Linked DNA regions of Homo sapiens: region 2 is linked to region 1. A link is a contact called in ENCODE Hi-C or POLR2A ChIA-PET data. All regions are on one chromosome and are shown on one strand. Each heading gives the region's core, a stretch centred on a gene start or an enhancer-like site at or near the end of the contact. The rest is flanking DNA. Distances are from core to core; before and after follow the strand shown. Region 1 overlaps DPP4 (dipeptidyl peptidase 4). Region 2 overlaps DPP4 (dipeptidyl peptidase 4).

The links. Hi-C counts contacts between places; a loop is a spot of excess contacts on that map. ChIA-PET counts read pairs that join two places held with the same protein, here RNA polymerase II (POLR2A). Pooled maps may share reads with other maps.
Region 2: a loop to region 1 is called in a pooled map, with 2.7 times the contacts of the local background. The contact joins two enhancer-like sites. A Hi-C loop is called at or near these places in 2 of 168 maps with a recorded cell type or tissue (HepG2 and posterior vena cava) and 2 of 50 pooled maps. POLR2A ChIA-PET finds 5 or more read pairs at or near these places in 4 of 52 experiments (activated CD4-positive, alpha-beta memory T cell, activated T-cell, activated naive CD4-positive, alpha-beta T cell and 1 more).

Annotation. Positions count from the first base shown.
Region 1 is chr2:161,991,235-161,994,341 of GRCh38, reverse strand. DPP4 (dipeptidyl peptidase 4) reads left to right here. Exons shown (of 26, transcript NM_001935.4): 26 at 958-2,097. The coding sequence ends at 1,059. Among named protein-coding and RNA genes, the nearest start is that of DPP4, 81 kb to the left of the region's middle. Within about 2 kb of position 1,706, at least 3 of the 41 ENCODE cell types and tissues checked have a DNase peak (open chromatin) inside an H3K27ac peak, as active enhancers do.
Region 2 is chr2:162,026,315-162,029,299 of GRCh38, reverse strand. All of the region lies in intron 10 of DPP4 (dipeptidyl peptidase 4), which reads left to right. Among named protein-coding and RNA genes, the nearest start is that of DPP4, 46 kb to the left of the region's middle. RefSeq lists an enhancer at 2,365-2,534. Within about 2 kb of position 1,364, at least 2 of the 41 ENCODE cell types and tissues checked have a DNase peak (open chromatin) inside an H3K27ac peak, as active enhancers do.

The sequences.
Region 1 (3,107 bases), core at 457-2,956:
TAATGTGTGCATGTATGTATATGTATTTATGTGTCCTCTAACACACATGATTTGCTCTGTGCTCAGTTCAAATGGTGCCCAATGCACAGGAGTGGGACAGTTACTTGATACTGAGAAAAACTGGCTATCTTTTGGGTCAGTGTTTTATAAGAGGTTGAAGTTTATTTTTCTACTATTCAAAGAAAAGACAAATGCTACTTTAATTAAGCTTTTTTTAAAGTTAACTTATGTCTCCATAATTTATGTTTGCCCGGTAATGACTTCCCAATTATTTAACAAGGTATGAATCAATAAATTTTTGTCCCAGATCATTAATTCCTTTTACATAAATGTCAAATACACAGATTTCTTAAAATACCAGTTTAAAATCTAAGTGTTTACAAATAATACATCTGATTTTTGACTTCACTTCTATTAAACATATATATGTAATATTGAAATAGAGTTTTTCCAGTTTCTAGGTGCTATATATTAGGCAATATTGCTTTAAAAAAAATCATTTAGTTTAATACAGTTTATCTTACTAGAGTACAGAGAAATTTAACACTTGATAACAGTTTAATTAAAACAAGTGGGCTTAATGGGATAATCATTCCTTCCCATGCATGCTGTGTAAGCGCCCTTTGAGTCAAATTTGGAAATGGATTGGGTGTTTTAATTAAAATGTACGTATCTTTAAAGCACTATTCAATAAAGCCAAATTCACAGTGAGTTCTCTCAGCACCTGCAAAAGAGGATCAGAGACTTCTGCAGGACAGAACAACGTGCCCTGGAAAAGCTCTGGGGGAAAATTAGACCCCCTCTTTGACCCCGTTTCAGTTTATAAACTGCCTCAGGAATTAAAACACTCTGTTTTATACCATGTATGCTCGTGAGAGCTCATTTGAATTTACGTATTTTTTTTTTTAAGAAGAGTACTGACTTCCTAATTCTAACTTCTTTTCTTTCTCTCTCTAGTGGTATACTGATGAAGACCATGGAATAGCTAGCAGCACAGCACACCAACATATATATACCCACATGAGCCACTTCATAAAACAATGTTTCTCTTTACCTTAGCACCTCAAAATACCATGCCATTTAAAGCTTATTAAAACTCATTTTTGTTTTCATTATCTCAAAACTGCACTGTCAAGATGATGATGATCTTTAAAATACACACTCAAATCAAGAAACTTAAGGTTACCTTTGTTCCCAAATTTCATACCTATCATCTTAAGTAGGGACTTCTGTCTTCACAACAGATTATTACCTTACAGAAGTTTGAATTATCCGGTCGGGTTTTATTGTTTAAAATCATTTCTGCATCAGCTGCTGAAACAACAAATAGGAATTGTTTTTATGGAGGCTTTGCATAGATTCCCTGAGCAGGATTTTAATCTTTTTCTAACTGGACTGGTTCAAATGTTGTTCTCTTCTTTAAAGGGATGGCAAGATGTGGGCAGTGATGTCACTAGGGCAGGGACAGGATAAGAGGGATTAGGGAGAGAAGATAGCAGGGCATGGCTGGGAACCCAAGTCCAAGCATACCAACACGAGCAGGCTACTGTCAGCTCCCCTCGGAGAAGAGCTGTTCACAGCCAGACTGGCACAGTTTTCTGAGAAAGACTATTCAAACAGTCTCAGGAAATCAAATATGCAAAGCACTGACTTCTAAGTAAAACCACAGCAGTTGAAAAGACTCCAAAGAAATGTAAGGGAAACTGCCAGCAACGCAGGCCCCCAGGTGCCAGTTATGGCTATAGGTGCTACAAAAACACAGCAAGGGTGATGGGAAAGCATTGTAAATGTGCTTTTAAAAAAAAATACTGATGTTCCTAGTGAAAGAGGCAGCTTGAAACTGAGATGTGAACACATCAGCTTGCCCTGTTAAAAGATGAAAATATTTGTATCACAAATCTTAACTTGAAGGAGTCCTTGCATCAATTTTTCTTATTTCATTTCTTTGAGTGTCTTAATTAAAAGAATATTTTAACTTCCTTGGACTCATTTTAAAAAATGGAACATAAAATACAATGTTATGTATTATTATTCCCATTCTACATACTATGGAATTTCTCCCAGTCATTTAATAAATGTGCCTTCATTTTTTCAGAAGTAATGACTTGTGTCTTGAATAAGACCTAAACCGCACTGGCATATGGACACATTTATCTAGAAAGGCTCTTGTTTATTTTGTTAGTAATCCCAGACTACCTTGTAAACATGGAAAGAGTTCAGCTTTGGTAAAAAAATTAGATATATAAAAATGTGTTAAGCTAAACAGTTCATAGGTTTTTGCCTAATAATGTGCAATTTCTCTTATCATAAATACATACAGCTTTTGAGAAATCAACTTAAACTAATTTTAGTTACTTATATCATACACAATTTATAATTTTATTCCAGGGAACTATGATGAGGCTTATATAAGAACGAATAAGATCAGAAATATCATTCTGGCAGTTCTTATGGCTCAGTAGAAGTAGTCAATTATTTAAGTGGTTGACTATTTGTGGTTGACATTACTATAAAAATGAAAGTGGCCAGGCATGGTGGCTCACGCCTGTAATCTCAGCCCTTTGGGAGGCTGAGGCAGGCAGATCACGAGGTCAGGAGATCGAGATCATCCTGGCTAACACAGTGAAACCCCATCTCTACTAAAAATACAAAAAATTAGCTAGGCATCGTGGCGGGCGCCTGTAGTCCCACCTACTGGGGACACTGAGGCAGGAGAATGGTGTGAACCCGGGAGGCGGAAGTTGCAGTGAGCCGAGATCACACCACTGTACTCCAGCCTGGGCTACAGAATGAGACTCCGTCTCAAAAAAAAAAAAAAAAAGAAAAAAAGAAAGCATAAATTTTTTTTTTTTCCGAGACAGAGTCTTGCTCTGTTGCCCAGGCTGGAGTGCAGTGGCATGATCTCGGCTCCTGGGTTCAAACGATTCTTCTGTCTCAGCCTCCCAAGTAGCTGGGATTACAGGTGCGTGCCACCATGCCTGGCTAATTTTTGTATTTTTAGTAGAGATGGGTTTTTGTCCTGTTGGCTAGGCTGGTCACGAACTCTTAACCTCAGGTGATCCGCCCGCCTTGGCCTTCCAAAGTGCTAGGATTACAGGCGTGAGCCA
Region 2 (2,985 bases), core at 115-2,614, 35 kb before region 1:
GATTTCCAGTTGATGATAAATACCTTATTTTAAGTATCCTTAATGTACCAAAAGAAACATTTACACAAATTAAGGGAATTAATATTACCCAACAAACATTTATTAAATGCTTACTGTTTGCAAGGCATTATGCTGGGACAGGTGGTCACTTTACAAGGGGATTCTCTGTTGTGTGATTTTCAACAAGTCTCTCTCAGTGCATTCACATATAATTTGCCTTATAAAATTAATTTAGTTTACACACAAGCTCTCTAGGAATAGATTTCTTTAAGTGAGGAACTTTATGCTGAAAAGAAACAAGAAGGTGAAGCTAGCTAGCAACATTTTCCAAATGGATGGGTGGAGGTTTCATAGAGGGAGCGAGTATGAACTGGGAATCTGAAGCCAACAGCTTGAATTGAATCCCGGCTCCAACACTTCCCAGTTGGGCGATAGTGGGCAAGTTACTTAAATCCTCTGCTGTTAAGTTTCTTTGTCTGCAGAGCATGATCTGCAGTACTCACCTCATAGGGTGGTCATGAGCTTATGTCAAGCACTTAGAATAGTTCCTGGCACATAGTAGACTCCACATGGGTGTGAACTTATTATTTTACATCCAGAAATTACTCCGTCATTTTAGTATTAAAATCAACCATATTCCCGTTGGACTAATCCAGCTGCAGAAGGTAGAAGAGCTTGCTGGCTCATATGTCTAACCTGGGTAAGTTGTCCAGGCTCTCAGGAAGGCCTGGACTGCAGGGGTGGTCCCTCTTCTACCCCACCAAAACCATTACATAAGAAAGCTACTCAGTATTGGCCTGTTTTTGCAGAATAAAAGCAGCATGCAGTATGCAAAGCATAGATGATAATCCTGCTGGTTGGATTTTTCTGGTTTTAAGTGGGACTTAAACTTTTCAGTAAAAAGTACAATTGAGCCATTGGCTTTATTTATTTATTTTGAGATGGGGTCTTACTCTGTCACCCAGGCTGGAGTGCAATGGCATGATCTCGGCTCAATGCAACCTCTGTCTGCCCGGTTCAATTAGTTCTCCTGCCTCAGCCTCCCGAGTAGCTGGGATTACAGATGCGCCCCACCATGCCTGACTAATTTTTGTATTTTTAGTAGACACAGGGTATCACCATGCTGGCCAAGCTGGTCTCGAACTCCTGGCCTCAAATGATCCACCTGTGTTGGCCTCCCAAAATGCTGCTATTACAGGCATGAGTCACTGCACCTGGCAGTTTTTTGTTTTTTTTTTTTTTAAATGATTCTTTGACATCTCAGACTGGCATAATCTTGGCTCAAGGCTGCCACTGAAGGGAAGTATGTTTATAAGAAAATTCAAAAATTCCTGTCTGCGCCACGGGTGAACTGCCTTGCTGAGCATGCACAGGGTGCAGAGTACACCTGGGGTCATGGAGAGTAACCCAGGCCATGCAGAGTCCAGGACCATAAACCTTTGATCTGAAAATGGGCAGGGAAGATGACTGATGCACGTGAGTTTCCTGGCTGACTTCCCAAATTCCATTACTCAATGTTTTCAAATGGGGAAAGGTTGCTTTTATATTGCTGATTTCTGAACCTGATGTTTAATTTATGACTGTTAATAGATAAAGCTATTTAGTACTGGGTGATCCACTAATTATTGTCAAAAAGTTGTTCCCCCCATCACATACCCCTTCGCTCTACCAGAGCACTTTTAAAAAGAAGAATATTGCTGGAGCCCAAATTCCTAATCTATGCCCATGGAATTTTCAGATGTTGTATGTATGTCAGTGGAGAGGCTTTTCCCACCTAGAGAGAGGTACATCAGTTTCATCAGATTGTCCAAATGGTTTTTGGCCTGAAAAAATAGTAACCACTGATACAGGACAGGGGTTAACACACTAGGGTTTATGGGCCAAATGCAGTCCACTGCCCATTTCTGTGTGGTCCACAAGTAAGAATGGTTTTTACTTTTTTTTTTTTTTTGAGACCGAGTCTCACTCTCACCCAGGCTAGAGTGCAGCGGCTTGATCTTGGCTCATCACAACCTCCGTCTCCCGGGTTCAAGCAATTCTCCTGCCTCAGCCTCCTGAGTAGCTGGGATTACAGGTGTGTGCCACCACACCTGGCTAATTTTTGCATTTTTAGTAGAGTCAGGGTTTTGCCATGTTGGTCAGGCTGGTCTTGAACTCCTGACCTCAGGTGATCTGCCCAGGTTTTACATTTTTAAGTGGTTGGGAACAAAAATCAAAAGAGTAATAATATTTCATTATACATGAAAGTTTAATGAAATTCAAATTTTAGCTTTTCAGTGGAATATTAAATGAACTCATTCATTTAATTATGGTCTCTGGCTACATTTGTGCTACAAAGGCAGAGTGGAGTAGTGACAGAGATGTGGACCACAATGCTTAAAATACTTAACTCTCTGACCCTTAATTGAAAAAGTTTTCCAACGTCTGGTCTAAAAAACTAATTTCAGAAAGCTTCATTTTTCTGTTGTGCTTTTCATACTTCCATTCTCTTTGCACAGATTTATTGCCTTTCTTGGGTAAAGTGTATTCACCTTTCCAGGTTCTCATTTAGCTCCCCTGCATTGGGCAGATGCAGAAGCGTCAGACTGGATGAGATGTCTCTGTTTCCCGGCATGGAAAGTGGCAGTTGCACTCTCAGCCCCTGCAGCCTGGCGGTTTGTGATGAGTGCAATGAGACCTGGCAGAGTGGTGTGGGAGAAGGAGGTTTCCAAGAAGACATCGTGGATGAGGGGACATTTAGGCCAAGACCTAAGGAAGTTAGAGCTTGGCAGCCACTTCAGGCTAAAGAGCAAGACTGAACAAAGAGGGGGCAACTGGGGAAACTCATGGTGTGTTCCTGAGAATACCAGCCACCCAGACTAGGTAGTATATAGTTTCTTCAGAAGCAAGTAAAAGGACTGAAGTGAAAAGGGACCCCAATTTACAGAAATGCAGTGCTCTGCGGCTGAGTGAAGGGGTTCGGTCCTGTTTCAGTACCTGCGCCTT